Linked DNA regions of Homo sapiens: regions 1, 2 and 3 are each linked to region 4. Evidence: chromatin loops called from intact Hi-C (ENCODE). Cell type or tissue: mammary epithelial cell. All regions are shown on one strand. Region 1 has its middle 9.0 kb from the start of NPIPB15. Region 2 overlaps GLG1 (golgi glycoprotein 1). Region 3 overlaps GLG1 (golgi glycoprotein 1). Region 4 overlaps RFWD3 (ring finger and WD repeat domain 3).

The links. A loop is a pair of places that touch in the nucleus more often than their neighbours do. Peaks named below come from ENCODE experiments on the same cell type or tissue, not always from the same donor. Only the 100,000 strongest peaks of a DNase experiment are listed, where the experiment ranks them.
Region 1: a loop joins it to region 4, with 4 times the contacts of the local background. A loop is called at or near these places in 2 of 110 quality-filtered maps.
Region 2: a loop joins it to region 4, with 5 times the contacts of the local background. A loop is called at or near these places in 8 of 110 quality-filtered maps.
Region 3: a loop joins it to region 4, with 8 times the contacts of the local background. A loop is called at or near these places in 37 of 110 quality-filtered maps.

What each region holds. Positions count from the first base shown.
Region 1 is chr16:74,363,274-74,371,273 of GRCh38, forward strand. It overlaps the pseudogene PDPR2P. Among named protein-coding and RNA genes, the nearest start is that of NPIPB15, 9.0 kb to the right of the region's middle. RefSeq lists silencers at 4,873-5,162, 4,941-5,192 and an enhancer at 5,223-5,272. In mammary epithelial cell, no CTCF peak of the experiment used is centred here; a DNase peak (open chromatin) is centred at 4,998; H3K4me3 peaks cover 1,390 bases; H3K27ac peaks cover 1,268 bases.
Region 2 is chr16:74,445,408-74,453,407 of GRCh38, forward strand. GLG1 (golgi glycoprotein 1) reads right to left here. Exons shown (of 26, transcript NM_001145667.2): 26 at 2,033-7,927. The coding sequence ends at 7,760. Among named protein-coding and RNA genes, the nearest start is that of CLEC18B, 28 kb to the left of the region's middle. In mammary epithelial cell, a CTCF peak has its summit at 4,363; DNase peaks (open chromatin) are centred at 3,914 and 4,234; H3K27ac peaks cover 1,743 bases.
Region 3 is chr16:74,475,702-74,483,701 of GRCh38, forward strand. GLG1 (golgi glycoprotein 1) reads right to left here. Exons shown (of 26, transcript NM_001145667.2): 10 at 7,322-7,423; 11 at 4,540-4,693; 12 at 1,695-1,832. Among named protein-coding and RNA genes, the nearest start is that of CLEC18B, 58 kb to the left of the region's middle. In mammary epithelial cell, no CTCF peak of the experiment used is centred here; a DNase peak (open chromatin) is centred at 4,620; H3K27ac peaks cover 1,280 bases.
Region 4 is chr16:74,618,735-74,626,734 of GRCh38, forward strand. It overlaps RFWD3 (ring finger and WD repeat domain 3), which reads right to left. Exons shown (of 13, transcript NM_018124.4): 12 at 7,609-7,820; 13 at 2,665-5,337. The coding sequence ends at 5,194. Among named protein-coding and RNA genes, the nearest start is that of GLG1, 16 kb to the left of the region's middle. RefSeq lists an enhancer at 2,027-2,526. In mammary epithelial cell, a CTCF peak has its summit at 4,703 (motif pointing left); no DNase peak of the experiment used is centred here.

The DNA.
Region 1 (8,000 bases), 260 kb before region 4:
GCTCACTGCAACCTCTACATTCCAGGTTCAAGCAATTCTCCTGCCTCGGCCTCCTGAACAGCTGGCACTATAAGTACGCGCCACCACGCCCAGCTACTTTTTGTATTTTTAGTAGAGATAGGGTTTCGCCATGTTAATTAGGCTGGTTTTGAACTCCTCACCTCGGGTGATCCACTGGCCTTGGCCTCCCAAAGTGCTGGGATTACAGGTGTAAGCCACCACACCCACCTTAATGACTTTCTGATGCCCTCAGGAAAAAGGCAAAACTCTTTTCATATCAAGTGCAAGATCCTTCACAGTCTGGTTCTTATCTGTGGTCTCATTTCTCCTTTCCTCACACTCTGACCAAGCCAGACTGAACAACCTGTAATTCGTCAAACATATCAGGTGAGGTGTGAATGTTCTATTCGGCTCCAGGTTCTGTGCATGCTGTTCCCTCCTGGCAGGTTCCTGCCACCCCTCCCGCAAATACAGGTAATCTCCTCAGGTCACAGCCTCTTTGACATCTTATTTATTTATTTTTTTTGAGATGGAGTCTCGCTCTGTCGCCCACGCTGGAGTGCAGTGGTGCGATCTCAGCTCACTGCAAGCTCTGCCTCCTGGATTGATGCCATTCTCCTGCCTCAGCCTCCTGAGTAGCTGGGACTACAGGCACCCGCCACCATGCCTGGCTAATTTTTTTTTTTAATTTTTAGGAGAGACGGGGTTTCACCATGTTAGCCAGGATGGTCTCAATCTCCCGACCTCGTGATCCGCCTGCCTTGGCCTCCCAAAGTGCTGGGATTACAGGTATGAGCCACCGTGCCCAGCCCTGTCTTTGACATCTTATCTGACAATCTCCCCCTCCTTCTCCAACACTTGGTTAGGTGGCTTTTCTATGTTCTCCTATAACACACTACACTTCTCCCAGCACAGAACTTACCACACTGCACAATGGTCTGTTTGCCAATCAGAGAAGCAACATGCCAGCATGGCAGGGAATCCAGGCTTTGGGGGCGGACAGTTCTGGGTTTGAAAATATCCCCACCTCTCACTAGCTGTATGACTATCAGCAAGTTACTAAATCTCTAGGCTTTGAACTCCTCATCTGTAACACGGGCTAGAAACACCTACCTCACATGGTTGCTGCAAAGACTAAATCAGACAAGGCAGGAAGAACATGGTACAAGCACCTAAGAAGCACTCAGTAAGTGGTAGTTATTTTTTATTATTTTTTGAGACGAGGTCTGTCATGCAGGCTGGAGTACAGCGGCATGATCATGGCTCACTGCAGTCTCAACCACCCAGACTCAAGCGATCCTCCCACCTCAGCCTCCAGAGTAGCTGGGACCACAGATGTGTACCATCACACTCAGCTAATTTTAAAATTATGAATATTTGTAGAGGTGAGGTCTCACTACGTTGCCCAGGATGGTCTCGAGCTCCTGACCTCAAGTGATCTGCCCACATTGGCCTCCCAAAGTGCTGGAATTACAGGCTAAGCCACCACACCCGGCCTATTATTTCCCTATTATAATGGAACTAAGAGCAGAAACCTTATAAATTGCTCAATTTTCCCAGCGTTCAGCATAGGTACCTAGGAAATATATGTTGATGCATGAATGAGAACAGAGAACAAAGAAGATGGGGGGAAAAAATCAAAGGTAGGACCCCCAGATTTGAGGAGATATCTAAATACCTGAGAGAATTATTTTTATTTTTATTTATTGTGAAACAGAGTCTCACTCTGTCGCCCAGGCTGAAGTGCAGAGGCGTGATCTCAGCTCACTGCAACCTCTGCCTTCCAGGTTCAAGTGTTTCTCCCGCCTCAGCCTCCCGAGTAGCTGGGATTACAGGCGCACGCCACTGTGCCCGACTAATTTTTTGTATTTTTAGTAGAGATGGAGTTTCACCATGTTGGCCAGGCTGGTCTCGAACTCCTGACCTCAGGTGATCCACCCACCTTGGCCTCCCAAAGTGCTGGGATTACAGGCATGAGCCACTGTGACCGGCCAATAATTTTTAAAGCTAATATTTTTATAAGTAGTTACAATGCACCAGATACTGCCTATGTATATAACTAATTTAATCCTCACAACCTTATGAGGTAGATACTAGCATTTCTATTCTACACTTGAGGAAACAGGCACAGATAAGTGGAAGTGACTCACCCAAGGTCCTACCAAACTGTTGAGTAGCAGAACCCTGCCAATTTGGCATTAGTGGCCGGCTATTTAATCATGACTCCACGCTACCTTTCAAATAAAAGCAGATGGTAAGGAAAGGACAGCTGTGAGGACTGAACCATTAAGCACATTCCCCTAACAGAGAAAGGGAATTGCAAAGGTGGCAGAACAAACACAGTAACAGATGAGTTTTAAGGAGGAATTAAAAAAAAACTTTAGGCCGGGCGCCATGTCTCACGCCTGTAATCTCAGCACTTTGGGAGGCCGAGGCGGGTAGATCATTTGAGGTCGGAAATTGGAGACCAGCCTGGCAAACATGGTGAAACTCCGTCTCTACCAAAGATACAAAAAATTAGCTGGGTGTGGTGGCACGCACCTGTGGTCCCAGGTACTCATGGTGCGGCCACCATTGCATCTTGGGCCTCACTAACCAGTTCCCGTTTGTTGGATTCAATACTGTCTCACCACACAGGCCAATCTTGTGTTTTATTAATTTTTTAAATTTTTTTTTTTTTTTTTGTAGAGATGGGCTCACTATGTTGCCCAGGCTGGTCCTGAACTCCTGAGGTAGGAGGATCGCTTGAGCCTGGGAGACAGAGGTTGCAGTGAGCCGAGATTATGCTACTGCACTCCTGCCTGGGTGACACAGTGAGACTCTGTCTTAAACAAAACAAAACAAAAAAAGGCCAGGCGCAGGGGCTCACACCTGTAATCCTAGCACTTTGGGAGGCCAAGGTGGGTGGATCATTTGAGGTCAGGAGTTTGAGACCAGCCTGATCAGCATGGTGAAACCCCGTCTCTACTAAAAACAGAAAAATTAGCCAGGTGTCGTGGCTTGCACCTGTAGTCCCAGCTACTCAGGAGGCTGAGACAGGAAAATTGCTTCAACCAGGGAGATGGAGGCTGCAGTGCGCAGAGTCGCGCCACTGCCTGGGTGACACAGTGAGACTCCATCTCAAAAAAGCCCAGGGTGCTTGGCGCCAAAAAAGGGATCTCTGACCTTGTGTTCATTATGACCTTCAAAAGAGTGAAGTGGTGAGGGCATGAGGGCAGAGGAAAAGAAGGGCTTAAGACAACGAAGGAAAAGAAGGCACCAGAGTCTAGTGCCTTTGCCGCCAAACCTAAGCCTATAAGGTTGGCAGCAAAACCAAAGCACAAACTGATAGCAAAGGAGGTAAAGCCAGGGGAGAAGAAACTGAAGACGTCAAAGACAGAAATGAAGCACATCATCTGGTTTAAAACAAATGATAGAGTTTTTACAGTTCTGGAAAATGACCGTATAATATTCTCTGCTAAGAAGAATAACTTCTGCTAAACAACCATAAGACTGCAGCTGGCTCTACTCAGATCTGCTTATTCCAACAAGACCAAGGTGCTAGTTCTAACTTCGAGTAGTCCCTCTGTATGGCTGCAGCGTTGCGCACAGTGGACTGCCGGTCACAAGGAAGACTGGATGAGCGTGGGTTCACACATTTCCCACACTTGCCTCAGCAAAAGAACCACCTGGGACACTTGTTTAAAAATGACAGATTCCCACGGTCCACCTCGGCAGATTCTGATCCTGCCACGCCAGGGAGCTGTATTTTTCAACAAGTACACCAGGTGATCACGCAAGTTTAAGAAATTAGCACAAGTTGGCCGGGCGCAGTGGCTCACGCCTGTAATCCCAGCACTTTGGGAGGCTGAGGCGGGCGAATCACGAGGTCAGGAGTTCCAGACCAGCCTGGCCAACATAGTGAAACCCCGTCTCTACTAAAAACACAAAAATTAGCCGGGCGTGGTGGCGCACACCTGTATTCCCAGCTACTTGGGAGGCTGAGGCAGGAGAATTGCTTGAACCCAGGAGGCAGAGGTTGCAGTGAGCCGAGATCGCGCCACTGCACTCCCGCCTGGGCGACAGAGTGAGACTCCGTCTCGGAAAAAAGAAAAAAAAAGAAAAAAGAAAAAAGAAATTAACACAAGTCCCTGCCACTGGAAACGCATATCCGTTGGGCTGGCTCCTCCTCCACCACCAGCCCCCATCCCGGTACATCACGTTTACATGCATGCGGAAAATGGGCTTGGAGATTCTTGATTCAAATCCGAGGTATCACACATCGGCCCCCAAAGGTCAAACATTAAGAAGGAAGCTTACTGCCCTGTCCCAGACTTTTCTAGGTGACTTCTTCCTCCGGACTCTGCAGCAGTCTTACTAGTTCTGAAAGCACAAGCGGACCGCACGTCTCAACGCGGGAAAACAGTTCCATCTGCAGGGATGGAGGACCGGGCTAGACAAGCTGGAGTTGGCTCTGCGCCGCAGGGGTGTGCAAGCCCAAGACTGGGGAGCCCGAGGTCACCCCGGCCGCCCTGGCATCGGGGCTGAGGTGCAGGCTCCTGGAGGAGCGGTGCGCAGGCCCAGGGGTAGCCGAGGACACAAGCCAAGGCACGAGCGGACAACCTTACGGGGACGAGTACTACCGCCCGGACGCGACTTCGCGAGAGGCCAGGCGGAACCCACTGGAAGCGTGAGCTAGCGGGGACCACCCCCGGGCGAAACCAAAGGAGAAAGAGGGGAACCCAGGGGTCCCGGGGCGCTTAGGCCCGCGCGGACGGGGAGGCCAGAGTTGCCCCGAAGCTATCTCCTTACCTCACCGGCCCCCACGGGCTCCGCGCTCAGCTACAGCCCGGCGGGAGCAATGCGGCAGCCACAACAGTTGCCGGCGGTCGCCGCGGGCCGGAAAGCGGGGTTCGGGGATGGGAAGGGGGCGGGGCGAAGCGAGCAAAAAGTTCCGGGGAAGCCGAGACCGCGACCTTCCGCGCTTTACGGCCCCCGGGCACGGGTACCGCCGGCGCGTGACCTCAGCCGCGCCCGAGCGCGCCGTGACGCCCTCGCGGAGCCCCGCCCCTGCCACGTGGGCTTGTTTGGGTCTCGCGAGGCACCGCCCCCGCGGCCTCTTTGCCACCCTCAGAGGCGAGCTGTGGAAGCCTTGACTCTTAGGGCCGTTTTAGAACCCGGGCCTCGGACCGGCGGGGTTTCTGCACGTGGAACCGGAACATCTGAGATGATCGCAGGCCCTGTGGAGTGTGGGGAGCGCGGGGGTTCTTTCTTCCCTCGAGGCCCGTGCCAGGGCTTACTCCAAAGCCAGTGGGTCCCCAGTCCTAAGCCAAGCAGTCCCGGGGGAAAACGCTTCTCATCGCCGTGGGAGCGCGGATCTTGGAAGTGGCTCTGGGCTTTCTTGGGCGAGGCTCTCACAGAGTAGATCGGAAATCCATTCTGCTGGCCCGCCCCACCTCGGAGGACGGACTAACGGACCTGAGTTCCCGGCCCTATCTTACTCTTCTCAGCTTCTCAGCTTGGCTCAGCTCAGAGGAAGAGGAATCACTGAAGTCTCAGAGAAGTCTCCACTCATCCCTTCCTCACCGTCACATCAGCCTTTTCTTTCCTTCTAGAAGTCATCACTGACTCAAGGATATAAGTTTGATGACTGTCTTTTCCACTGGTGTGACACGATCTCTGTCGACAGAACCTTAGTCTTATGCATAGCTTTATTCTCAGCACCCAGAACAGTGCCTGGCACCTCTTCCACTGAATATTATATGCATAAGGGTCTCATGCTGCAGCCACCATTGCATCTTGGGCCACACTATCCAGTTCCCGTTTGTTGGATTCAATACTGTCTCACCACACAAACCAATCTTGTGTTTTATTAATTAAAAAAAATTTTTTTTTTTTTTGTAGAGATAGGCTCACTGTGTTGCCCAGGCTGGGCCTGAACTCCTGGCTTCAAGTGATCCTTCCATCTCAGCCTCCCAAAGTCCTGGGATTACAGGCGTGAGCCACTGTGCCTGCCCCAATCTTGTGTTTTATTGCTGGCCACCTGTAGCCAGGCACTGTGCAGGATGATGGGATCCAGCAGTGTACAAGAAAGAGGCGGTTTCTGCTCTTAGGGAGTGGCAGTCAAGTTCCAGGGACCCCTCTGTCACAAGGCCAGGCCACAGCCTACATAGTTTATACCCCATTTACTGGCCAGTCAAATCACACAAAGACAGCCCAGATGAGGTCTGCCAGACAGTGGACTGAAACTATGCCATAGGCTCCTGTGCTAGATAAATACTTCCATATTTTAGCTAGGATTGAATGCTTGGGGACACCTACCTGTCTAAAAAAAGAGAAAACGGCTGACCAATTTGAGACATTCTCGGGGAAGGCTTTCCTGATGCCCAGATGTGGCAATTTCATGAAAAATATCACAGGTTTTCCTCATGAACCATTTGGTTCAAGCCATTTCCAGGCACATGAATTTGGGAGAAACCTGGTTGTCTGCAGGAGATGGTGGATGAAATCAAGTGAAATACTTAATGTGTTGATTTCATTCTGTTTACGTGCAGTAAATAGCAAACAAATGGTATAGATCTGTCCCTGATTTCCTTCTCCATCACCATGATCGGCCTCCACTCCAAAATGCTAAGTCAGGCTGGGTGCGGTGGCTCATGCCTATAATGCCAGCACTTTGGGAGGCCAAGGCAGTTGGATCACGTGAGGTCAGAAGTTCGAGACCAGCCTGATCAATATGGTGAAACCCCATCTCTACTAAAAAATACAAAAATTAGCTGGGCGTGGTGACACATGCCTGTAATCCCAGCTACTTGGGAGGCTGGGACAGGAGAATTGCTTAAACCCAGGAGGCGGAGGTTGCAGTGAGCTAAGATTGTGTCACTGCACTCTAGCCTAGGTGACAGAGCGAGACTGTCTCAAAAAAAAAAAAAAAAAAAAAGGAAGGAAGTCCTAAGGCCCCTTTCATTGTCAAAGATGGGTCTTGTCCTTAGTAGGTTCTCATAACCACTGATGCACTATTTTTTCTAGGGGGTTGAGTGTTTTTATTTTATTATTATTTTTTAGATGGAGGCTCACTCTGTTGCCCAGGCTGGAGTGCAATGGCGTGGTCTCGGTTCACTGCAACCTCTGCCTCCCAGGTTCAGGCGATTCTCCTACCTCAGCCTCCCCAGTAGCTGGGACTGTACAGGCGTGCGCCACCACGCTGGGCTAATTTTTGTATTTTTATTAGAGACAGGGTTTCACTATGTTGGCCAGGCTGGTCCCAAACTCCTGACCTCATGATCCGCCCACCTAGGCCTCCCAAAGTGCTGGAATTACAGGTGTGAGCCACCGCGTCCAGCCTATTTTTATTTTTTGAGATTAGCTCTCACTCTGTCACCCAGGCTGGAGCACAGTGGTGCAATCACGGCTCACTGCAGTCTTAACTTCCTGGGCTCTAGCGATTCTCCCACCTCAGCCTCCCGAATAGCTGAGACCTCAGGCGTGTTCCACCGTCCCCAGCTAACTTTTGTATTTTTTGGTAGAGGTGGGGTTTCACTATGTTGCTGAGGCTGGCATTAAACTCCTGACCTCAAGAGATCCACCTGCCTTGGCCTCCCAATGTGCTGGGATTAGAGGCATGAGCCACCACGTCCTGCCCTAAACAGACGTTTTAATTACGCTTGTCAAGTCCTCTTGTGAAATATTCATCTGCAGTGACTTGGTAAATGTGTTTGCTACCACACAGGATAAACAGTGTACAGACAAACATTTGACATACCTATGTTACCACAGTGTAAGAATGAATTTGGATCTGAGGTCGCTAAGATGCAGGCGTTTATCTTACCTCCCTCCAGCACCGGCATGGCTGTGGGGAAGGCCTCCCTCCTCCCTCTGAAGTTCTTGTCGCCATCAGTAGACTGGACATCTGCCTACAACCGACTTCACAGAAAGGACCTGACACCTGGCATGCTTCTCGTGTGCTTGAGAGCCTGTGTTTGTGTGGAAAGCAGGGATGTTCTCATTCACACCATGGGAAG
Region 2 (8,000 bases), 170 kb before region 4:
GTAAGTGAGCCAGAGAGCTTGCTCTTTGGGAGGTGGCAGTGGCAGACAGGAAAAGCCCATGGAAACACAATGTCAGAGGTCAGCCCAACCTTTCACCTGGGCCTGTGTGCCCTGCAGTGAAACTTGAACAGATCTTCACTGCTGTCACCTACTGCTACCTGGGGCTGTTGGGTGCAGCTCAGTTCTATGGCCTGATCCTGGTTGCTCTCTGAAGAAATCCCTGCTATTTGGCCCACCCTAAGGGGTCTCCCAGCCAAATGGGTCAAGGAGCAGTCCCTGGCTCCAAGACCCAGGCAGGAGAAAGGCATAGTCCTGCCAGGGCCCTGGAGTATGACAGCCAAGCACTAGCAACTGCCTAGTCCTCAGAAGAGCGGCCTGTGCTCCAGCCCCTACCTCCTCATTTGAGCCAACTTCCTCCTAGTCTGCTGCCCCTGTTGCCCCTCTCCTCCTGGCTTTTCTCTTCCACATCGTCCAAGTGTCTCCCCAAGTACAGAGTGTTTGAGAAGACACTGTTCTGCTGTGGGTTGTTGTGGGCAAGTGAGGTAGGGATTTAGGGCCGAGGCCGAGAGCTCCCAGGGAAGGCCTGTCTGGGGAGTCTGCAGCATCCTGCGTTGGGGATGTTCCTATCTTCTCCTACAACCCAATGGCAGCTGGGGTTTTAGTTTGGTCATTCATTCAGGTCCCCAGGCTAATCTGGCCAGTGAGAGGGACAGTGCCTGGTGGGGCAGGCATTCCTGGGCACTGCTGATCAGCTGTCTGAGAAGGGCCTCCCCTCTCTGCACCTCACTTTTTCATCAAGTGAGAATTGGATGTCTAAGGTTCTCCTCATTTTGGCTAAAACTCTTTAATTCCTAGCCCCTTTTGAGGACAAATGCCAAATGCCTCTGAGGATTATGTTGGCCAAGGATTTTTTACCAGAAACATCTTCACACATAAAATGTGAGGGTGGGGGCGATACATTCAGACTATTAAGGCTTCAGCTGGGCAGCTGTCTCCATCACCGCCAGGGCCTCTGGGGCTGTGGCGTCCACTTATGGGGCAGAGTGGAGCTGGGGTAGGTGAACCAAAATCTCCCTTGTAGGGTGCACTGGTGACAAGGAGCCTGAACCATGGACCCCACCTTCCTAAGCTTAGATCAAAGCAGGCAGCCTCTCCAAGACGCTCACGGACAGGCTCCCCACATGCAGAGACTGATGGCTGCCTTGGGCTCCCTAGACAGAGCAAGATCTGCAGTGATGACTCACAAGGACCCCAAGTCCCTCCTCCTTCTTCCTCCTCTACTCTTCACCTTCTCCCCGTCTCTCCTCTATGTCTGGGCCCACAGCCTCCTAGGTGACAACTGCCTATGATGGGCATGAGTTCTGAGAACAAACCCTGGGTCCCAAGTATCTGCCTCCTCTCGCAGCACATCTCATTCCTCAAATCGTAGTATGGATATTACCACTTCAAGAAACCCCTGCTACCATGCAAATTCCTGAAGCCATTCATTTTTAACACGCAGACGCAAATTAACTTCGCCGAGACAGGCAGCAGCAGAAGGCTCAGGGAGGAGGTCTGGAAAGGCTACTGACGCAGGGACTGGGCTGCTGGAATGTGAGGGAGAAGACTGACAAGGGGGTGATGGGGAAGGGTGGCCACTGAAGATCAGGCGCCTCTCAGGACCAGCCATCCACACGTCAGATCTGTACACAGAGCTGCCAGATTCTGCTCTCCCCAGGACAGAGCCTCATGATGTGGGCTTAAACATATCAGTAGAATGAATAATTCTGGACACATTGGCTCAAGAGTCAGAAAACCCCAGACGTGACTTCCAGCTCTGCTACTAGCAGCATACAGAAACCAAGGGGATCAAGGTCCCTAGTCCTCTAAAAGTCCTTGAGTCCTACTCTGCTGAACCTAACTGGTCAAGAACTAAGGACCTGATCAGCAAGGTTTGTGAGCATCAGTTGGCAAGTTCAAGGCCACTGCTTCCACTAGCAGAGAGGTGGTTGAGGTTCCTCCCAGTCACCACAGAGAAGATTTAACAAGTAAAAACCTGCAAACTCTTTATTAAATTCTCCCATTTCATCTGTACAGAAAAAAATGCACATTATGTTCAGAACATATCTCAGTAACATCTCAAAATTACACAGCATGAACATGTAAAAACAAGGGACCACCACGATTTTATACATAGAAAGGAAACCCATTTACAAAAGAGGCTTGTTAATTGTATTTTTTTCTTTCTTTCAAAAACAAAACAAAACAAAAAAAGTGAAAAGCCTAAGATCTCACACAGCATTTGCTGTACAGACTGTTTTCCGGATGGACTGGTTTGGGAACACTGTGCTGGGGGAAGCTGCCCAGGAAGCGCTCCCGCTGCCGGCTTTCCGGAGGTCTCTGCCCAGTGCACTGCAGGGGGACCTGGAGGGCCCATTTCTACCACCCTAGCATGTCTGACAGAAAGCCCTGCTGGGCTCTGGGGTCCAGATGTCAACTCTACATTGGAGGAGGCAAAACACAATCTAGAGGCACTGTCTGAACTTTCCCCTGGCCCAGGGAGATTTCTCCACTGCACACAGCACAGTGTCCTATACATGTGTCCTGGTGGAGCAGAGGGAGCGGGAGAGGACCACGGGTCAGGATCCTGTCACCACCAGCCTGAGCAGACAGTCCCATCTTTGTGATCCAGGTGACAAATAATCAGTCCCTGGTCCCCACAATGACCTCACCAGATGGCTTTGGGGAGCTCTTCACCCTAAAGATTCGGTCTGGTTTGCTAATGACTTATCTATTATCTGAAGTCTGTGGAGGAAGGACCAAGAAGGGGTGCAGTTAGAGGGATGAGCAACCAAAGACCAATGGGAGGGAAGGCAGGCAAGAACCTCAGACCCGGCCCCACGCCCTCTAGGAACCAAAGTCTAGTGGAGAGGAGGCGAGTGGGGAGGAAGGAAGTGTCCCTCAAGGCCTGAGAGAGACCCACAGCACCAGATGCTGCATTTTACAAAACCACTTAGGTGCTGCCCAAATGGTGAGAAATAAAAGGAAGCATTCTGGCCTTTCAGGTTTTTCAAACTCACAAGATGTTGAAATACAAGTAAATATACCAAAATGCACATAATTGAGGCCAAGGTGGGTGGACCACATGTGGTCAGGAGTTCGAAACCAGCGTGGCCAACATGATGAAATCCTGTCTCTACTAAAAATAAGAAAAAATTATCCAGGCATGGTGGTGCATGCCCGTAATCCCAACTACTTGGGAGGCTGAGGCAGGAGAACTGCTTGAACCTAGGAGGCAGAAGTTGCAGTGAGCCGAGATTGCGCCACTGCACTCCAGCCTGGGCAACGAGTGAAACTGTGTCTCAAAAGAAAAAAAAAAAAAAGGCCAGGCCGGGCGTGGTGGCTCACGCCTGTAATGCACTTTGGAAGGCCGAAGTGCACTTTGGCCGAAGTGGGCCACTTTGCGGCCACTTTGGAAGGCCGAAGTGGGCACATCATGAGGTCAGGAGATGGAGACCATCCTGGACAACACGGTGAAACCCCGTCTCTACTAAAAATACAAAAATTAGCTGGGTGTGGTGGTGCATGCCTGTAATCCCAGCTACTCCGGAGGCTGAGGCAGGACAATCGCTTGAACCAGGGAGTCGGAGGATTCGGTAAGCTGAGATAGCGCCACAGCACTCCAGCCTGGCAACGGAGTGAGACTCCATCTCAGAAACAAAACAAAAAACCAAAAAAGCCATTACGGCCAAAATTTAGGCTGACTGTTCTAGGGCTGGCTGACTTCCAAGGTTCCTGGTCCAGCTTCCTTCTTCTTAGATTAAGTTCTGACTTAGAGTGTGTTCTAAGGAGGCAGGGGAGGAAATGGGAAGGGAAGGCCTCTTTTCAGTGGCCTCTCCCCAGATGACTCACTATAGTAGGAACTTCGGGGCAGAAGTCACACCACAGGCCTGGAGGATGGGAGGATAGGAGACACTTCCAGAAGCCACACTGACATAAGAACAGAATCTTCTCTTGGGAAGGCCAAGGGAAGTCAGCCACATAATTCCCTTTCCAGTGTGCCTTGATAAAACGTAAAACATGAATGAAGACACTCTCACCATTAGATTCTTCTGTTAGTTGATCTCAGGAAACAGAAACAAATGAAATCTGACAGTAACTTTCTGTAGCATCTTCAGGGAAAGCTGTCTCTTCACCAGGATGCATCCCCACCCTGGCCAGCTGAGTGACTCACTGTTCCCAAGAAGAGTAAGGACAGCATGAGACAGCCAAAGGCCTGCAGTGTGTTCAAGTCAATACCTGCTCACTCAACATTAGCTCACTGGTCACCCTAGAATTCTCCTAGCTTTGAAGGATGCACTAACACAGAACTGCAGCTGGGGGTGGTAGCCCGGGGAAGATCGCTTTCCCGGGGGTGATCCCAAGCCTATGGAGTGCATGGCTCCCCTGCCGGTGCTTCTTGCTAACGGGCTTGTCTAGGGACAACAGCAACAGCAATGGAAGTCCAACATGCACCCAGGTGAAGGCCTCACAGAGCTCCCCATCTGTGGGAGAAGCTCCATTGTGAACAGTTCGTCTTGTTCTTAATAGTTTGCCCAGACAGCTCACCTTCAGTACCCCAGAGCCTCCAGCCTGGCAGTCCGGGCTCCAGGTACCTCTAGAGGGCTGTGGCGCACACTATGCATAAGTCACAGGGACACTGGCATGAACTGGTAAGTCCAGATGACAGTGACCCAGCTGCTATAACTGTTAGCAAGTACCTGAAGCCTTAGCCTTGGCAAAACCCCCTACCCTCTACTTCTATTACTGTTGGTGGGCTACACATCAGGAGAGTAGACACAGGCCAGAGTCCATCATCCACTCACATCCACAGAAGGGTCATTGTTTCTTTTCTTGACCATTTCTCAGCCAGTTGACTGACCTATAAGGCCAGGAACCAGGGGTGCCCCAGGCCCTGTTTTGTTTTGCCAAATGAGGGACTTAATGAGTGCGGCCAGTTCAGACTTTGCTGGCCTTGGCACTTAGAAAAACTTGCTCGGGGCCCTGCCTGGGGCTCTCAAGAGCCAGTCATTGGAAAATGCTCCAAGTAAGATGATGAAAGACATTCTTGTAATAAGTAATTGAAGATACTGGCAGAGCTAACTTTTCTATTCTGACCATTTATAAAGATGACAAATGTTTTGGCCAGGCAGGGTGGCTCACACCTGTAATCCCAGCACTTTGGGAAGCTGAGGCGGGTGGATCATGAGATCAGGAGTTCAAGACCAGCCTGGCCAAGATGGTGAAACCCCATCTCTACTAAAAATACAAAAATAAGCCAGGCGTGGTGGCGGGTGCCTGGAATCCCAGCTACTCAGGAGGCTGAGGCAGAGAATTGCTTGAACCCAGGAGGTGGAGGTTGCAGGGAGCTGAGATCGCGCCACTGCACTGCAGCCTGGGCAACAGAGAGATACTCTGTCTCAAAAAAAAAAAAAAAGACAGATGTTTCAAGAACCAAATTCCTCATCAAACTTCCAAATCTGCAGACAACGAATGGGATTTTCTCTCAATTCAGAAAGAACAGAAATATCAACACAATTAGAACTATAAGGGTGTTTACGCATACTGGGAAGGAGACTGCAGAGAGGAAGGATACCCCACCCGGTCAAACAGTGAACATCCATCCTACCTGCAAACCACACCAGGCACGTCCGTAGGCACCTCCATGTACATGACATTCCTGGCTCTTGATATTAGGCCTCAGCGGCCCCCAGCCCCCAGGGGAACCTGCAGAGACTCTCGGGCCGCTCACTCCGGCTGGCAGTGGCGGGAGGCAGTGTGTGCTGCTCGCACCCTGCGTTTCCAGTTTTAGGAGACTGAAGCATCCCAGACAGCTGTTGACAATCAGGAAGACCCTACAAGCAGGACCGAGGGGACTAAGCAGCTTAGCAGCTTCCCTTGGTGACTTGGCAGGGGGACAATCAGTTGGCTTCTGGAACCCACTGCCTCCAGGAAGGGCAGCAAATAGAAAAAAAAGAAAGAAAACCACAGTATTCAAATATATGTCAGTCAGGTTAGACAAGGAGTAACTTGGATCAACTGATCCACAAACTGACACGCCTTGTACTGAACACCCTTCAGGGAAGACATGTGTCGCTCCGGTCCTGCAGTGCACGTGGACTGTGCAGAGCAGAGGCAAGAGTGGGGGGCGCCGAGGGCAGGCCTTGGTCTACATGGACAGTTTTAGGCACGTGATTTATAATACTTTGTGGACATCTAACAGGTTAATAAAATATATATTACATAAATGTCTCTCCTACTGTACACACTGCTCTCTTGTGCAGCCACTGTGATCTCATGCCCCAAACTCAACCAAAGGAGTGCCACGCTGAACCATGATGCCCGGACCCCTCCCTCTCACACCCAGACTTGTCATCTCCACACTGGAGGAATGAGGCGGGATGGCCAAGAATATTGCTTCTATAAAGCCCATATTCTGCAAAGGTTGATGAATCGCCAAAATACAACATTTAGCCAATGCCTACTAGAGTGGGTACACGCAGCAAATGGACAGAAAGAAAAAAAACAGAGCAAATCCTCCATCTTTTAATGTGATAACTTTCCACACCCTCTCCACGTAGAGGCACAAAGGAGCTTGTCTGGGAAGTTTGTCTGGAGTGTGCAGAAAGGTCAGGCTGGACTGCCTGTCACATCCTGAGACCACACTAAACCTTTATAAGCCATTGTCTCTGACCTGTATTGTAGCCTGAAAAATAAAGCAAAGTGAGTCAAACCTCTGGCTCCCACTTCCTGACCCACTGCTCCCCACACCCATCTTCAAGGACCCCTCCCGCCACAGTCCTGCCTCCTGATGAAGCGCAGAGCTTCCAGAGTGACTGTAGCCTCAGCAGGGCCGGTCCAGACATGGCTGAGTCCTGTGCTGCCCTGGAGGAGGAAGGTTCCTGGGATCCTGCTGCCCCGGGACTCAGGATCCAGCCTCTCAGTGCAGATGGATGGACTGTTCAACTTCACAAACTTCCGGTCCCTTCCCCTCCCCAGCTGCCCTTGTCTAGGAAGGCTCATGCTTTGCTTCAATGAAGCGAGGAGACCACAGAAATACCCATGGCTGTGGGGCTGTGACCAGCAGTGGCTGATTAGGGTGGAAACTGGAAAGCGTCACTGTCTCAGCAGAAGAAAGCAGGACCCCACACAGCCTGGGGAACGGCTGCCCACCCACGCCTCGGTGAAGACCACGGCCCTGGCGAGGCCCCAAGGTGCTTCTGAGAGATGAACGAGACACCTCAGTCATGGCACACTGGGTGGTGTGCTTCCCCTCCAAGTCCTGTCTTTGTTTTACACAGTCATATGAAAGACATAACCCCATTGCCCAAATCAAGCCTGGAGGAGATGCGTTACTATATACATTTTTTTCTTTAAAAAAATTTTTTTTTTTGGTGGTTTTCTTAAAAAAGCCTTTGAGTTGCAGGTCAGGTGAGTTGGTTCTGGAAGTACCGGAAGTTCTGTTGGTATGAGAGAGACTTGTCTACAGGCAGGTAAACCCAAGTTTGCCAAACAAAGGCAGTAACCCCAGCGACCAGCTGCTGCTGCTGCACGGTGAGGAGGAGGAGGACACCATGGACACGAGTGGAGGCTGGATGGGACAACGCAGTGGACATCTGCTAATGCTCTAACACGGGGTTGGTGTCACTTCTGAGAAGAGCGAGGTGAGTGGGGATGCTATACAAGAGGGCTGTACAAACTGGGCACTGGATAGGTAGTTCCTTTGGTGGTCAAGGTGGCTCTACCTGTCCTTGAGCTCTCGTGTCACTCGCTTGGTGATCCGTCCACACATCAGGCCAATCAGGAACAATATACAGATGCTCCCACTGATCACAGAGAGAATGTAGTTCTTAGATGGAGACGTCATTACTTGCATGGCAAGATCAGAGAAGCCATCTGCTGGGGCCACCTAGAATGACACAAGGCAATGTGATTCTCTGAGAGAGCACTGGGCTGGTGGCAGTGCTAGGTCTAACTTATCC
Region 3 (8,000 bases), 140 kb before region 4:
AAGGATCAAGTTTAACTTACTATTCTGCAAGAATCTCTCTGTTTCAGAATTAGAATGTGAGGGGAAGAGAGGAGTTGTAGGAATTATACAACAGCCAGAATGGAAGAAGAAGAAGAAATAAAAAAGCTAAAGGAAAATACCCCAAACTTTTGGGAGTAAAATAAATGGCTAAGAGAAACATCCTATTAATAGAATCCTGGCTGGTCTCAGTGGCTCACACCTGTAATCCTAGCACTTTGGGAGGCCAAGACAGGTGGATTGCCTGAGCTCAGGAGTTAGAGACCAGCATGGGTAACATGGTGAAACCCTGTCTCTACTAAAATACAAAAAATCAGGTGGGTGTGGTGGCAGGTGCCTGTAATCCCAGTTACTAAGGAGTCTGGGGCACAAGAATTGCTTGAACCCGGGAGGCAGAGGTTGCAGTGAGCCGAGATCGTGCCACTGCACTCCAGCATGGGTGACAAAGTGAAACTGTCTCAAAATAAAAAAAAAAAAGAATTCTTAAGTTTAGCTTCTCCATGACGGGCTGCAATGTAGTGCAGCTTTCTAAAGTTTACTTTACTCGGGGTTCTAAAGGAAACTATTTTCTGGGATTCCAAATCACCATATCCCTTGTTTCATTGGACAGAGGCAACAGAAAGCTCAACTATAAGCATTTTCTAACAATATACCCAACAGAACTGTAGCAGGCTCAGGAAACAGACTGCTGAACATGATAGTCCTATGCTCAACAGACCTGAGTAGGCAACCATGTTTCTCCTTTAAAATGTCCAATTCCTGTACGTGTGACTTTTTCATACTGTACTTCCAGAGGGGGTTTTGTAGTGGTACAAATGGAACCCAGAAACCTGAGTTCACTCCTTATTTATGTGGCTTTAAACACGCAGTATTCCTACTGCTGAGTATCCTGCATTCAGATGGAAGACAGCTAGCTTCCCACATGACCTGCAGTCATGCATCTTTCCTTCTTTCCCTTAAACTGGGACACAATCCTAAGGAGCCAATCACAGCACTCAGGGAATTTTTGGGGGCTGCTCCTTCCCTCTGCTTCCTAGATGGAGAGGCTATATAATGAACTGAACTGAATTTTAGGTAAGGGAATGTATACACTTAACTTCTCTGAGCTTCAATTTGTCAACCAGGTGAGAAAAAATTCCATTTCTACATGTTTTTTGGGACTGTTCTAGGGCATGCCCACTATTCATGCAGACCAGTACTCACATACGCACAGATTTACACCCTGCTTATCTCAAAAGGACTTAATGGAGAAAATGAATTAAAAATGAGTAAAATGAATAAAGAAGAGAAACAAAAAGGAAAGGAAAGAGGATGTGAAATGGAGCCAGTAGTAAGCTTTCTACAAAAATGCCTACCATGAAATCTTATATACCTGTAAGAGGCAGGCCATACCATTGGCTCTAGAAGTTTTAATAAGCAACAGGAAGAGGGAAAATAATCAATTACAAAATACAATAACTATAATGCAAACACAAACTCACTGCCAACTATTCCTGATACAAAGACCAGAGAGAAAATTTTCCTGAGAATTTCTTCCAGAGAAAATATTGAACAATACAACAAATCACATCTGTAAGGTAAAGAGAGATGGATTTTATGGTGTTTGTACTCTGCATAAAATGTTAAACATTAACATCATCATTATTGTAAGACAAACAGAAAGCGATGTCACCTACCTGTCCAGTCTCTGTTTTCTCACTGCACCATTTTCCCAGATCAATCAGGCACTTATCCTGGAGGGCAGGATCCAGCTTGACATCCATGGCACGCTGGTGTAGGATCCTTTGGACTTCAGCTCGGCACTCCCGTGAGAGCTGCATGAGAAAAAATGAGCTAAATACTTGAAAGGTAACAAAACAAAAACACAAAGATATGAGATAAACCTGCTATGAGGAAACTAACAAATAACCCTGTATTTTATCTCCCAAATTTTATACCTCAAATATCTTCCAGAATAAAAATTAAATGTTGCGGCCAGGTGCGGTGGCTCACGCATGTAATCCCAGCACTTTGGGAGGTCGAGGCGGGCGGATCACCTGAGGTCGGGAGTTTGAGACCAGCCTGACCTACATGGAGAAACCCTGTCTCTACTAAACACACAAAATTAGCCAGGCATGGTGGCACATGCCTGTAATCCTAGCTACTCGGGAGGCTGAGGCAGAAGAATCGCTTGAACCCGGGAGGTGGACATTGTGGTGAGCTGAGATTGCACTACTGCACTCCAGCCTGGGCAACAAGAGCGAAACTCCGTCTCAAAAAAATAAATAAATAAATAAATAAATAAATAAATAAATAAAATGTGCAAGAGGCTTCGAAAAGCCCATATCTTTAGCAATGCGATTATACATATTCAGCAGTTTCTAATATACTATATAAACAACATTCTTTTATGACAGTATCCTGATAAAAGTGAACTGGCTTCATTCAGACTAGGTTAGTTGGAAAGTTTTGTGTTTGTTGTTTTGCTTAGCAAAACTAATGTGTCAGTCTATGAACACCAGGTAGAAGGTCAGATCCAATTCAAGAGAGCATATACACTTGACTCAGGAGAAATGAGTTCAAATTGACCTAAATCAGAAAAAGCAGGAAAATGTAGATATAACATTATGAGATAGGACTGGACTCTTCTAGATGAGCTATGAAGAATTAGCAGAGGGTAAAGCAGGTGAAAACTAGTATTTTTCCAAGGGCCATGACAAAGCTGTTATTGACAGATACAGTTAGTCTCTCTTGCAAAAAAAGAAAAAAAAGCCAGCATACCTGGGGCAGGAGGGATGGAAAGTAACTGTTTAATGAACACAGGGTTTCCTTTTGGAGTCATGGAGTGTTTTGAAACTAGACAGACATGATGACCACACAACACTGTAAATGTACTAAATGTCACTGAATTTTTCTCTTTAAAATGGTTAAGACCAGGAGCGGTGGCTCACACCTGTAATCCCAGCTCTTTGGGAGGCTGAGGCGGGCAGATCACCTGAGGTCTGGAGTTCGAGACCAGCCTGACCAATATGGAGAAACCCCATCTCTACTAAAAATACAAAAATTAGCCGGGCGTAGTGGCGCATGCCTGTAATCCCAGCTAATCTGGAGGGTGAGGCAGGAGGCGGAGATTGTGGTGAGCCGAGATCACACCACTGCACTCCAGCCTGGGCCAACAAGAGTGAAACTCCGTCTCAAAAAAAAAAAAAAGGGGGGGGTTATTTTGGCCAGGCGCAGTGGCTCACACCTCTAATCCCAGCACTTTGGGAGGCCCAGGTGAGTGGATCACCTGAGGTCAGGAGTTCAAGACCAACCTGGCCAACATGGAGAAACCCCGTCTCTATTAAAAATCCAAAAAAAAAAAAAAAAAAAAAAAAAAAGCCAGGCATGACGGCAGGCACCCGTAATCCCAGCTACTCGGGAGGCTGAGGCAGGAGAATCACTTGAGCCAGGAGGAAGAGGTTGCAGTGAGCCAAGATCACACCACTGCACTCCAGCCTGGGGTGCAGTGAGACACATTCAAGAGTGAGGCTTTGTCTCAAAAAAAAAAAAAAAAAAGGTTAATTTTATGTTATGTGAATTTCACCTCAATTTAAAAAAAAAAAGAAAAGAAAACCAGCACCACAGACTCCAACTCTTTCTTATTTAAAAGAGAATAAACCTCCTACCCCCTAGTCACTATAGTGACCAGAAAGATGCCGGGATGTGGGAGCCCCCATGGTTAATGAGAGGCTCATTATATGGAGAGAAAAAAAAAAAAAAAACAAATTCCCACGTTTTCTCACACAGCAGTATAAACACTGGGTTAGGGAGCAGCAACTGATGTATGCCATTTCCTTCTGAGTCCCCTCATTCTGGATTTGAGATAGCCAGGCTTTTGCATTAAGCTCAGAAGGGGTATTTCTAAGGATGGATGAGAAGTGATACCATCTCAACTCTCCGGAACAAAGGCAGGACTGATAATGGAGCATCTCAGAAGGTAGAGAAAGCCATCGTGGAGAACAAGTGCATGTCAGTGCGCACCGGGAAGCAGCCGATGCTGCCGAGACCCCAGCACACACAAACATCCCAACAAAAAGCAGCAGTTGGGGCAGACAAATACCAAGAGACTGAGGTATGGAGGTTTCTGCTCCAACCAGTCCATGGGCAGACAATGCAAATGTGTTCAGCTGCCAAGAGGAGAAGCCTAAAATCCATTTGTAGCCTGGCTAAAAGCTTCTAATGGATCCTTAAACCTAAATAAAGTTAGGACAGCAGAATTTAACTGTCCATTTGTGATTCAGATTTTGGGAATTAAAAAAAAAAATCTGGAAATCTTCCCCCACCCACTTTGTTAAAAACATAAAATCAGATGATAGAAGCTGGTAGGGCAACTCTAAGTGCACTCACGGAAGGAAGAAGTTTCTAGAAGTGCAGCAATCTTCTCCCCACAAAATAGTCTAAAAAGTTTTCCTAATATGACTGAAATCAGAAGAATATACAGCAAACAATTTAAAAAACAAATGACAAGAAGAAGAAATGAAGTCGATATTCACTGCATACCCTCCTTCCCTGTTCCTCAGTGCGGTAGGCGTGTCTGTATAAACAAGAGAACACAGCTCCCTGAGGCATAAATTCACTGGTCTCATTCCAACCGTGGGTGTGGCAAAGACGAGAAGCGTCTCCCTGGCACTTGCGGTACAGGACAGGGTCCAGCCTATAAGGTTAAGAGTTAAAAGATAACCACTAATTAATAGACATTTCCTTCTAACACAGGCTCAGGGTTTTTATGAGGTGTTTGCTTGTATACTCATTGATAATCACTTCCAGGGGCGTGGAGACAGAAGATATGTAAAAGTATATTCCTGAATTTTGTTCTTTTGTTTTTTTTTTTTGACACAGGATCTCTCAATCTGTCACCCAGGCTGGAGTGCAGTGGTGCTATCTTGACTCACTGGAACCTCCGTCCCCCGGGGCTTGAAGGCAATCCTCCCACCTCAGCCTCCCAAGCAGTTGAGGCAACAGGCACACACCAGGCTCTTTTTTGATATTTTTGGTAGAACAGAGTCTCGCCATGTTGTCCAGGCAGGTCTCAAACTCCTGAGCTCAAGCAATCAGCCTGCCTTGGCCTCTCAAAGTGCTGGGATTACAGGCATAAGGCACTGCACCCAGCCGTGAATTTTGTTCTTAATGAACACACAGTAGTCAGCACTGTGGGAGGCCTAGGCAGGAGAATAACTTTCTATAGAAGTTTGTTAACCTTCTACAGAAGATTTAAAGTCTCTCTCAAAGATATCTTGGCTTTGTTAGATACCTAACATTTTAATAGACAGCACTCACATGCCCTGGGTGAAAACAGAAAACTAGAGTTATAGCCACCACCAGGCAATTCACAACTTTTTACTTAATACTTTTTACTAAATACCTTTTTCTAAGTAGGAATGAAGTTCAATCCTATGTAATGTATTAGATTCAGTAAGATCAGGAAATGGCAAGATAAATAGTCTCCTATTCAGTTTTCTCTCTTCTTCCTGTGCCAGGTAAGGTGGTTATCTTTTTGGTTACTTGAGTGTGCTTATCAATTTATGAGACTTGACATTTAACTCTGAATCTGGAGACAGTGGATTAGACAATGAGCCTGCTTCTTCTCCACATCAGACCAGGGCATGCTTAATTCTGTCCATATTATATTGTCAACTTTGGTAGATGGCTAGTTAATGGGAGAAAAAAGCTAATATTTAATGAGTAACTATTAAGAACTAATATTTAATGAGTAACTATGCAGCACTTTTTTTTTTATTATGGGGGAAGGAATTAAAGAGGAGAAAACGTGATTTTGATTAAGGCAATACACTCAGTAGACTATTTAGGTTGAGATGGCCTGAGTAAGCAAAGGGAAATTACAGCCCAGCTTTCTGTAGTCCTTTCCAGAGCTAATCTGAAGGAATAGAAATAAGAATATATTGAATCTTCAAGTAATCTCTTTCTAGAAAAAGTATGTGGGCAAAACACATGCACACACACACGTCTTTTGAGATAGGGTCTCACCGTTAACATGCAGTGGCATGATCACAGCTCACTGTAACCTACAGCTCCTGGGCTCAAGTGAATCTCCTTTTTTTTTTGAGACGGAGTCTCGCTCTGTCTCCCAGGCTGGAGGGCAGTGGCGCGATATCGGCTCAGGGCAACCTCCGCCTCCCGGGTTTTACACCATTCTCCTGCCTCAGCCTCCCGAGTAGCTGGGACTACAGGCATGCACCACCTACGCCCGGCTAATTTTTTTTGTATTTTTAGTAGAGATGGGGTTTCACCGTGTTAGCCAGGATGGTCTCGAACTCCTGCCCTTGTTCTCCTCCCACCTCGGACTCCCAAAGTGCTGGGATTACAGGCGTGAGCCACCGCGCCCGGTTCAAGTGAATCTCCTGCTTCAGCCTCTCAGGTAGCTAGGACTACAGGTGCACACTACCATACCTGGCTGATTTTTTTTTAGTTTTTATAGAGACAAGGTCTTGCTATGTTGACCAGGCTGGCCTTAAACTCCTGGCCTCAAGCTATCCCCCTGCCTAGGCCTCCCAAACTGCTGGGATTATAGGTGTGAGCCACTGTGCCTGGCCAAAATATATATTAATCACCAAAAAAAATTAACTACCACACCATGGTGGCTTAACAACCGAATGGAGAAGCCACTGAACTTGAAAAGCTAGAGAAGCAGTTGGATCCAGCACTGGCTGCTTTGGAGGTGGGGAGAGAAAGCAAGATGCGGAAAGAGGAGGGGAATGACAGCCAATGAACTCAGTGATTCTGGCTGTAATACGGATCCTTCTCCTAGTTCATCCTCCCACCCCCACCGCTTTTTGTTAACAGAATGAGAGGGAAATTAGATAATCAAGTTGTCACTTATTGACAAAAACCCCTTAAGACAGACTTAATTCAGTAACTCTGAATAAATAAATAAAAGCCAATTACCATATCCACTGCAAATCAATAAAAATACAACTGCACTATTATCTTCTTAGAGACATATCTGAAGGCGCTTTTGCCACCCCCACAGGTGCCATACTTCTTACTAGACAGATCTTTGTAGTATCAGAAACATTTTGACCCTGACTTCCAAAGTCGTGGTGAACAAGGATGTGTGGTACAGGCTGGTAGTGGGCTGACTCTGCTTTTAGATAATGTTCTGAAAGTGATAAAGAATAGTTTTTCAGGGGATTGGAGTGTGTTAGCTGTCCCAGAACTGAACAAAAAGAGTTTCCTACTGATTATTTTAATAAATACAGGTAATTATGACTACACAGGAGAAGAGGCTGAGGCAATACATTTACTTTGGCTTCAAAATACTCACTTCCAATCCCGGGAGATGAAATACTGCAGCTCTAAGAGACGGTGTTCACAGTCTTCTACCATCTTCTCTGTGTATAAATGTTCCATCAGGCACGACAAGATCCTAGCCATTAAATGTGTAAAATTGTAACAAGAGAGAAGTGTTCAGAACTCTATGTCAATATAGTATTTCCCTGGTCTGTAGAAGGCGGCTTTTAGTTATTTTCTTAGGGCAATCAGATTTATTTTTCTAAGAATCACTCAAATTAACTGAACCTGACAGTGGTTATACCTTCGATCAACTTCAGAGCCACTCAGCACTGAAGACTATGCATGCACAAGGGCAGTGTGCAGCTGCTGTATTTTTAACTGGTTATGAAAACTTTCCAACACACAAAGAAGTAGAGAATAATGTAACAGCCACCTTCCCTCCCCATAACTTTATCAATCTGTGGCCAAGTCTGTTTTAACTCTAGGCCTCTTTGCTGATATTTTAAAGCAAAATCCCAGATACTCCATCATTTCATTTGTAAATATTTCAGCATGTTTCTTTAAAATATAAGGACTTAATACCATTATCACACCACTAAGCAATTATTTTAAAAGCTTTACTATCATGTAATACCCTGTTAGTTTTCAAATATTTTCCTTTCTTTTCTTTTCTTTTTTTTTTTTTGAGATGGAGTCTCGCTCTGTCGCCC
Region 4 (8,000 bases):
AAGCTGGGGCTGGGTGTGGTGGCTCACGCCTGTAATCCCAGCACCTTGGGAGGCCAAGGCGGGCAGATCACGAGGTCAGGAGATCGAGACCATCCTGGCTAACACGGTGAAACCCCATCTCTACTAAAAATACAAAAAAATTAGCCGAGTGTGGTGGCAGGCGCCTGTAGTCCCAGTTACTCAAGAGGCTGAGGCAGGAGAATGGCGTGAAGCCGGGAGGCAGAGCTTGCAGTGAGCTGAGATCGTGCCACTGCACTCGAGCCTGGGAGACAGAGCAAGACTCCGTCTAAAAAAAAAAAAAAAGAAGCTGGGATTACAGGTTTACGCCACCATGCCTGGATCATTTTTGTATTTTTAGTAGAGACAGGGTTTCACCATGTTAGCCATGCTGGTCTCGAACTCCTGACCTCAGGTGATCCATCCTCTTTGGCCTCCCAAAGTGCTGGGATTACAGGCATGAGCCACTGCACCCAAGCTTTATTAGTATTTTTAACCTGTTTCTTCCCCCGTAAGATAGAATAATAATATGTATTCCATAACATTAAGAATTACTTATTAGTAATATATATTTACTAAGATGTTACTTAATATATTAGTAAACCATAAAGAGATAAAACAGAGAGTGTTACCAACAAACATAAGTTGACTAAGAACAAGGACAAACAAATGTCTATTTTTAGAATTTTGGCCAGACATGGTGGCTCATGCCTGCAATCCCAATGCTTTGGGAGGCTGAGGCGGGAGGACTGCTTGAACTAGAAGTTTGAATCCAGTTGGGCAACAAAGCAAGACCCCCGTCTCTACCAAGAAAAAAAAAGCAAAAAAAAAAAAAAATTGGCTGGGCACAGTGGTCCACAACTACAGTCCCAGTTACTTAGGAGGTTGAGGAGACAGGATTACCTGAGCCCAGAAGTTTGAGGATGCAGTCGAGATAGGATAGTGCCACTGCACTCTAGCCTGGGTGACAGTGAGACCCCGTTTCTTAAAAAAATTTTTTTTCAGAATTTCACTTATAGTCAATCACTGACACGGAAAACAAAAAAAGGGTACTGTGAAAAACAAAAACAATGGTGTTGGGTTTTGTAATTTGGGGTTCACTTCTATCCTAGGACCTCTGTCATTTTCCCTTAGAGCACCAGGCTCCATGAAGTTAGTAAGCTTATACCTATGGATTCAGTTCTCCTGGAATCCAGTATACTCCATTTGCTGTTCAGCTGGAAACTGGAAAACATTTTCAGCCTTTCCAGCCTAATTCCAGAGCACCATGATTTATGGCAACGAAGATTCTTGAACTCAAACAGAACAAAGAAACTGAGGCAGGTGGCCAGAACTGTACTGAGCAGGAACCCTGAAACCCATACTTGCCCATTGCTGCTGCCACGGTCAGAAGTGCCACCAATGACTAAAAGAAATAAAGGGAACAAAAGTCCTCTCCTCCTCTCTCTTCCTCCCACTTTAAAGTCTCCTGGATTCAAAGAAACTAGCAGGAAGCCAGCAGACAAGTCTGGGAAATGTAGATCCCTAGATCTGAGAGTAAATAGACATAAGACCAGGACATTTTTTTTTTTTTTTTTTGAGACGGAGTCTCACTCTGTCACCCAGGCTGGAGTACAGTGGTGCAATCTCAGCTAACTGCAACCTCTGCCTCGCGGGTTCAAGCAATTCCCCTGCCTCAGCCCCCTGAGTAACAGGTGTCCGCCACTACGACCAGCTAATTTTTATATCATTTAGTAGAGATGAGGTTTCACCTTGTTGGCCAGACTGACCTTGAACTTCTGACCTCAGGTGATCTGCCCACCTTGGCCTCCCAAAGTGCTGGGATTACAGGCGTGAGCCACACGGCCAGGGCACAGGGTTCTTAAGAGGCAAACACATCGCTTTCCACTGGCAACAGCAAAACAGAACCGCAAGCTAAAGCCTCAACCACTTCATTTGTGTGAAAAAGAGAAAATCTATGGCTGGGTGAGGTGGCTCATGCCTGTAATCCCAGCACTTTGGGAGGCTGTCAAGATGGACAAATCACTTGAGGTCAGGAGTTGGAGACCAGCCTGGCCAACATGGTAAAACCCCGTCTCTACTAAAAATAGACAAATAAGCCAGGCATGGTTGCAGGCGCCTGTAACTCCCAGGTACTGGAGAGGAATGAGGCAGGGGAATCGCTTGAACCCGGGAGGCAGAGGTTGCAGTGAGCTGAGATTGAACCAGTGCACTCCAGCCTGGGACAACAGAGTGAGATTCAGTTAAAAAAAAAAAAAAAAAAAAAGGCCGGGTGCGGTAGCTCACGCCTGTAATCCCAGCACTTTGGGAGGCTGAAGCAGGCAGATCACAAGGTCAGAAGTTTGAGACCAGCCTGACCAACATGCTGAAACCCGTCTCTACTAAAAATACAAAAATTAGCCGAGCATGATGGCGCACACCTGTAATCTCAGCTACTCAGGAGGCTGAGACAGGAGAATCTCTTGAACCTAGGAGGCGGAGTTTGCAGTGAGCCAAGATGGCGCCACTGCACTCCAGCTAGGGCTACAGAGCAAGATTCCGTCTCAAAAAACAAACAAACGAACAAACCCGAGAAATCTACCAGGTTGGGATTATATCCCTCTCCCAAGAGGCAGACATGTTCCTGCCTCTAGAAGTGAAAGAGACAAAAGGCACTAGGAGCCATTATACATAGCAAATTCTTTATTTTCATATTAACAGTAAAACATAAAACAGAAACATTAAAACAGGGCATAAACAGAGTTCCCATGGCCCTGTTTTCAAAGCAGGGGCAAGAATACATACAATGACAAGACATTTTGAGTTCGTTTAACTCCAAATCCTCAAGTGGGGAAAAAAACTTAGAGGTAGTGACAAAGGAATATGGTGGGGCAGAGACTGGTGGAGCCCAGAAGACTAAAGCCTGGATTTATAAATGTGATGTCCTACAACGGGGACTGGGAATGGCATCAGGGTTTTTTTTTGTTTGTTTGTTTTTTTTGAGATGGAGTCTTGCTCTGTCACCGAGGCTGGAGTGCAGTGGCGCGATCTCGACTCACTGCAACCTCTGCCTCCCAGGGTTCAAGCAATTCTCCTGCCTCAGCCTCCCAAGTAGCTGGGACTACAGGCATGCGCACCACTGCACCCAGTTAATTTTTGTATTTTTAGTAGAGATGGGGTTTCACCATGTTGGTCAGGCTGGACAAGGCTTTTTTTCTTTGGAGAAATCACTCACGATCGTATGAATTTGCTTCCAAAACATCCAAATTTAATGTACTAATGCAAGGACTGGTAAGACTTAAGATTCACATAACGTCCCTCATAGTTAAGTCTCTTGCTTCCTACTATTAGTGGAATCAATCAGCATCAGGTACTTCAAAGAAAGTCAAATCCTAAGCCTGCCCAGGCCCAAAGACAAAGCCAGCCAGGACCTGACCACCTGTATCCTCTTGGTGGCAATCTGCTGAAGCCAGATGAGTTCTGCTTTTTAATTCCAATCCTATTCTGCCACTGAAACTAGGCCTGGGCAACCACTCTTAATCATTAACATATCAAAAGGAGTATCTCCTCTGAGAAAAGAGCTTTTCTCAGGTTCTAGAAGCTAGCTTTTACAAAAGACGTCTTCAAATAGGGGCCGGGTGCAGTGGCTCACGCCTATAATTTTGGCACTTTAGGAGGCTGAGGTGGGAGGATTGCTTGAGGCCAGGAGTCCAAGACCAGCCTGGACAACGTAGTGAAACATCTATTTCTACAAAAAAATTTAAAAAAGGAAAAAATTATGTCCTAAAATATTAAAGGGTCATTAAAAGGCACAACTAGAACTTGGAACTCTGGGGAAATCTAGTGCAACAACCCCTTGCCGGAGAGAAAGATCCTAGAAACAGCTCTTGAATTGACAGGTCAGAAGTGTTTTATAATAAAAACGATAACAACTCTTCAATAATCATTTGAGAAAATCAGACTGTTAAGCCATTTTCTCCCATGAACAGGACACTGACCTGCCCACATCTTGAAGCATATTCTGTTGTGGAAGTGGGTTGGCAAAGTAGTCTGAGGCAAGGCAAAGAAATACAAACTGAGCCCTAGAAAAGGTTAGGGAGGCAAATCAAAGGAAACTGGAATCAAACATCAGCTTCACATGGGGAAGGCTTTAACTGGATAACTGGAATGTATAAAGAACACTTAAGAACAGCCCCTCAGTCTGAGGAATTGGCTTTATTTAGATAGGAACTCTCAAAATGGGAGACAAGTTCTTCTCATGTTTTCAATAGCAGTCTGAATAGCTTTTGTAAATTCTCTTATGTCTTTTCTCCTGATCTCTGACACTAGGGGAGACTCAAGTAAAAGCTTTGACCTATCACTCATCTTTTCCTGGCAAGAGATAGTGTTCTTCAAAGCACTAGCTTGGATAAAACCAATCCTGAGATCCTAAGCTGGCTAGAAAAAACAAAATCTTCCCCACCGCTCAAACAACTGGCCTCTTTCCTTACCTTTCGCAAAGCAATGAACTTAATGCACTAGGCATTAGCAAAGGGAATCGTTCACTAGCTGCTTCCATCACTGGGCCTGCCAATGTCCCAGCACTTCACACCTGGAACACAAGTGTTATTGCCACAAAGCACACCCAGGTGTGCTATCACACACTTGTGTGGAGATGAGACAAGTTACTAAAAGATTGTCAGCCTTCAAGGTCAGAAATAAACCGGACACAAGGTTCTACAGTGCCCTCTTGTGTTCAACTGAATAATACTCTTTTACATCTACGTTGCATCAAATCAGTACCAAGACGATGGTTAGTCCCTTCAAGGATACTTAAGTGACAGGACAACTCAGATGGGATGTCATATTCCCCAGAAAATGCTTGATGCCCACTCACATCCTAGATGATGAGAGGACACTCTCTAAGGTCCAGAAAGTCACACAGAAAATAAAGAAAATAAGAATTTCCAACATACAATAATGGTTAATGAAGGCTTTAAACCCAAGAAATGGATAATGTAGATAAAGTACCCATCAATTACTCTTTTAGTGGACATAACAGATACACAATCTGTAGTGTCTCAGTGACCTAGGGTCCTAGAATCATACTAATGCAAACAAACCATGATTCCCAATGTTCTAGACTGCAGACAATAAACAGGGATCTTGCTTGGGGCTGCTAGGCGCTAGCAAACAACATCTAACCAGCAGCATGCCTTCAAGGTTTCGAGACCACAGTCACTCCCACTTATAGATGTGGACCATCTTCTCTGTTAAGGTAGCCAAGTAGCTGTTACGGTTCACCTCAAATGGGCAGATGTCCAACACAGGCTGATCGGTCTGTAGGTCCTGGAGCAACGAGCCACTGGCAGCATCCCACAGCTAAAGAACACAAGCAGAGGGAAGGGTCAGGAGTCAGTCAGTACACGAAGGGACTTCCATTCTTCATCATCTAACAAGTCTGAAAGGCTGCAGAGAGAACACTACCTGGAGAGCAAAGCAGGCTGTCCCTAACCTTTGCAAGGTTGTTCAAAGTCAGCACACCTGACATAGTTCAGGTACAGCCTCACCTACTGTAATCAGCAATTAGTCTACCTGTAAGTGGACCTGAAATAAAGCCCAGCTTCCATTCATTCAATGTGCCAGCCTCTTCTAGGGACAGAAGGGTCAATAAGATAAAGTCCCTGTCTTTGCCCTCATGGAACTCACCCTTTTTTTTCTTTGAGACGGAGTCTCACTCTTGTCACCCAGGCTGCAGTGCAGTGGCACGATCTTGGCTTACTGCAACATCTGCCTCCTGGGTTCCAGCGATTCTCATGCCTCAGCCTCCCAAGTAGCTGGGATTACAGACATCCACCACCACGCCCGGCTAATTTTCTTGTATTTTTGGTAGAGATGGGTTTCACCATGTTGGCCAGGCTGGTCTAGAACTCCTGACCTCAGGTGATCCACCCACCTTGGCCTCCCAAAGTGCTGGGATTACAGGCGTGAGCCACCGCGTCTGGCCTCTAAAAATTTATTATTGGCCAGGCATGGTGTCTCACACCTGTAATTCCAACACTTTGGGAGTCTGAGATGGGAGGACAGCTTGAGGATAGGAGATTGAGACCAGCTGGGGCAATACAGCAAGAATCCAATCTCTACAAGAAAAAATTAGCCAGGTGTAGTGGTGCATGCCCGCAGTCCCAGCTACTCAAGAGGCTGAAGGAGGATTGCTTAAGCTGAGGAGTTTGAGGCTACAGTGAACCATGATTGCACTACTGCACTCCAGCCTGGACCGAGTAAGATACTGTCACTTAAAAACAAACAAACAAACAAACAAAAAGAAATGAAAAATATTTTGAAGTATTAAAAAGTAGAGCTAGCCGGGCATGGTGGCACACACCCATAGTTCCAGCTACTTGGGAGGCTGAAGCACAAGAATCACTTGAACCCAGGAGGTGGAGGTTGTAGTAAGCCAAGATTGCACCTCTGCACTCCAGCCTGGGCAACAGAGCAAGACCCTGTCTCAAAAAAAAAAAAAAGTAGAGAGGGACAGAAAAAAAAAGGTAGAGAGCACGGTGGCTCATGCTTGTAATCTTAGTAGTCTGTGAGGCTGAGGTGAGAAGACTGCTTGAGCCCAGGAGTTTGAGACCAGCCTGGGAAACATGGCAAAACCCTGTCTCTACTAAAAATACACAAATTAGCCGGGTATGGTTGGTGTGCACCCAGCTACTTGGGAAGCTGAGGCACAAGAATTGCTTGAACCTGGGAGGTGGAGGTGGCAGTGAGCCGAGATTGCGCCTCTGCACTCCAGCCTGGGTAACAGAGCGAGACCGTCTCAAGAAAAAAAAAAAAAGGACAGACCAGGCGCAATGGCTCACGCCTATAATCCAACCTTTTTTCTTCTGCCATTGACTTGTTGTGGAAGCCAGATCAGCTGTCTTATAGAACGCCCACAACCCGGACTTGTGTATATGCTTTCTGTGCTATCATTAAACTTGTTCTCCTCTATTCCCTGCAACTCCAGTCAATGAAAGTTAGCGCTAGCTTCTAGAGTGGCACTATACAATATGGTGGCCTCTAGTCACACAAGTTTATATTTAACTTGATTAAAATTAAACATTAAGTTCTTCCTTGGCACTAAGCACACTTTAAGTGCTCATGTGACTAGTGTGACTGTACTGGACAGTGCTACTCTAGGCCTTAATCAGACTCAGGTTCAAGAACATCTCAGCTGGGTGCAATGGCTCACGCCTCTAATCCCAGCACTTTGGGAGGCCAAGGCCGGCAGATCACTTGAGGTCAGGAGTTCCAGACCAGCCTGGCCAACACGGTGAAACCCTGTCTCTACTAAAAATACAAAAATCAGTCGGGCATGGTGGTGGGGTGCCTGTAATCCCAGCTACTCAGGAGGCTGAGGCAGGAGAATCACTTGAACCCAAGAAATAGAGGTTGCAGCAGTTCAGTCAAGATCTACAAAGCAATACGGAAAGCACGACTCATGGAAACCAAGCAATCTCACATACACACATATGCGGATATGTGGGATTACAGAGCAGAACTTACACTTTTTTGCTATATGAGCTTCTGTAAAAAAAGTTCATGTTTTCCCTTACCAATATTTTAAGCAAAACTACTTTTTATATGAAAGTAAAAAAGTAACAGGCTCACCAGGGCAGAATTTGCTGCTTCATCCCCAGTACACACCAGGATGTTGCCATCATTCTCTGGGCTTTGGAAAATGGCATTTTTGGTCAATAGTTTGCAAGTAGGTCCTCCAAAAAATGTATGTACAGGCTGGCAGGAGCAGATTGGATTTCCAGTGTCATCCAGTCGGTAGGACATTTCCATCAGCACACTTCGTATGGTGGTGTGATTTTTATCTATGGGACAGAGAAATCAGTGCTGCACCATGGGGACGCTACACAAAAAATTAACCAAGTACCCAAACCTCACACGCTTACAACCTAGTTGGATGGAAAAGCCATAAATGCATTAAACCATCAAGAACAGTTACAAAACAAATGAAAGAACAATATCACAGCATCAATGAAATTTAGAAC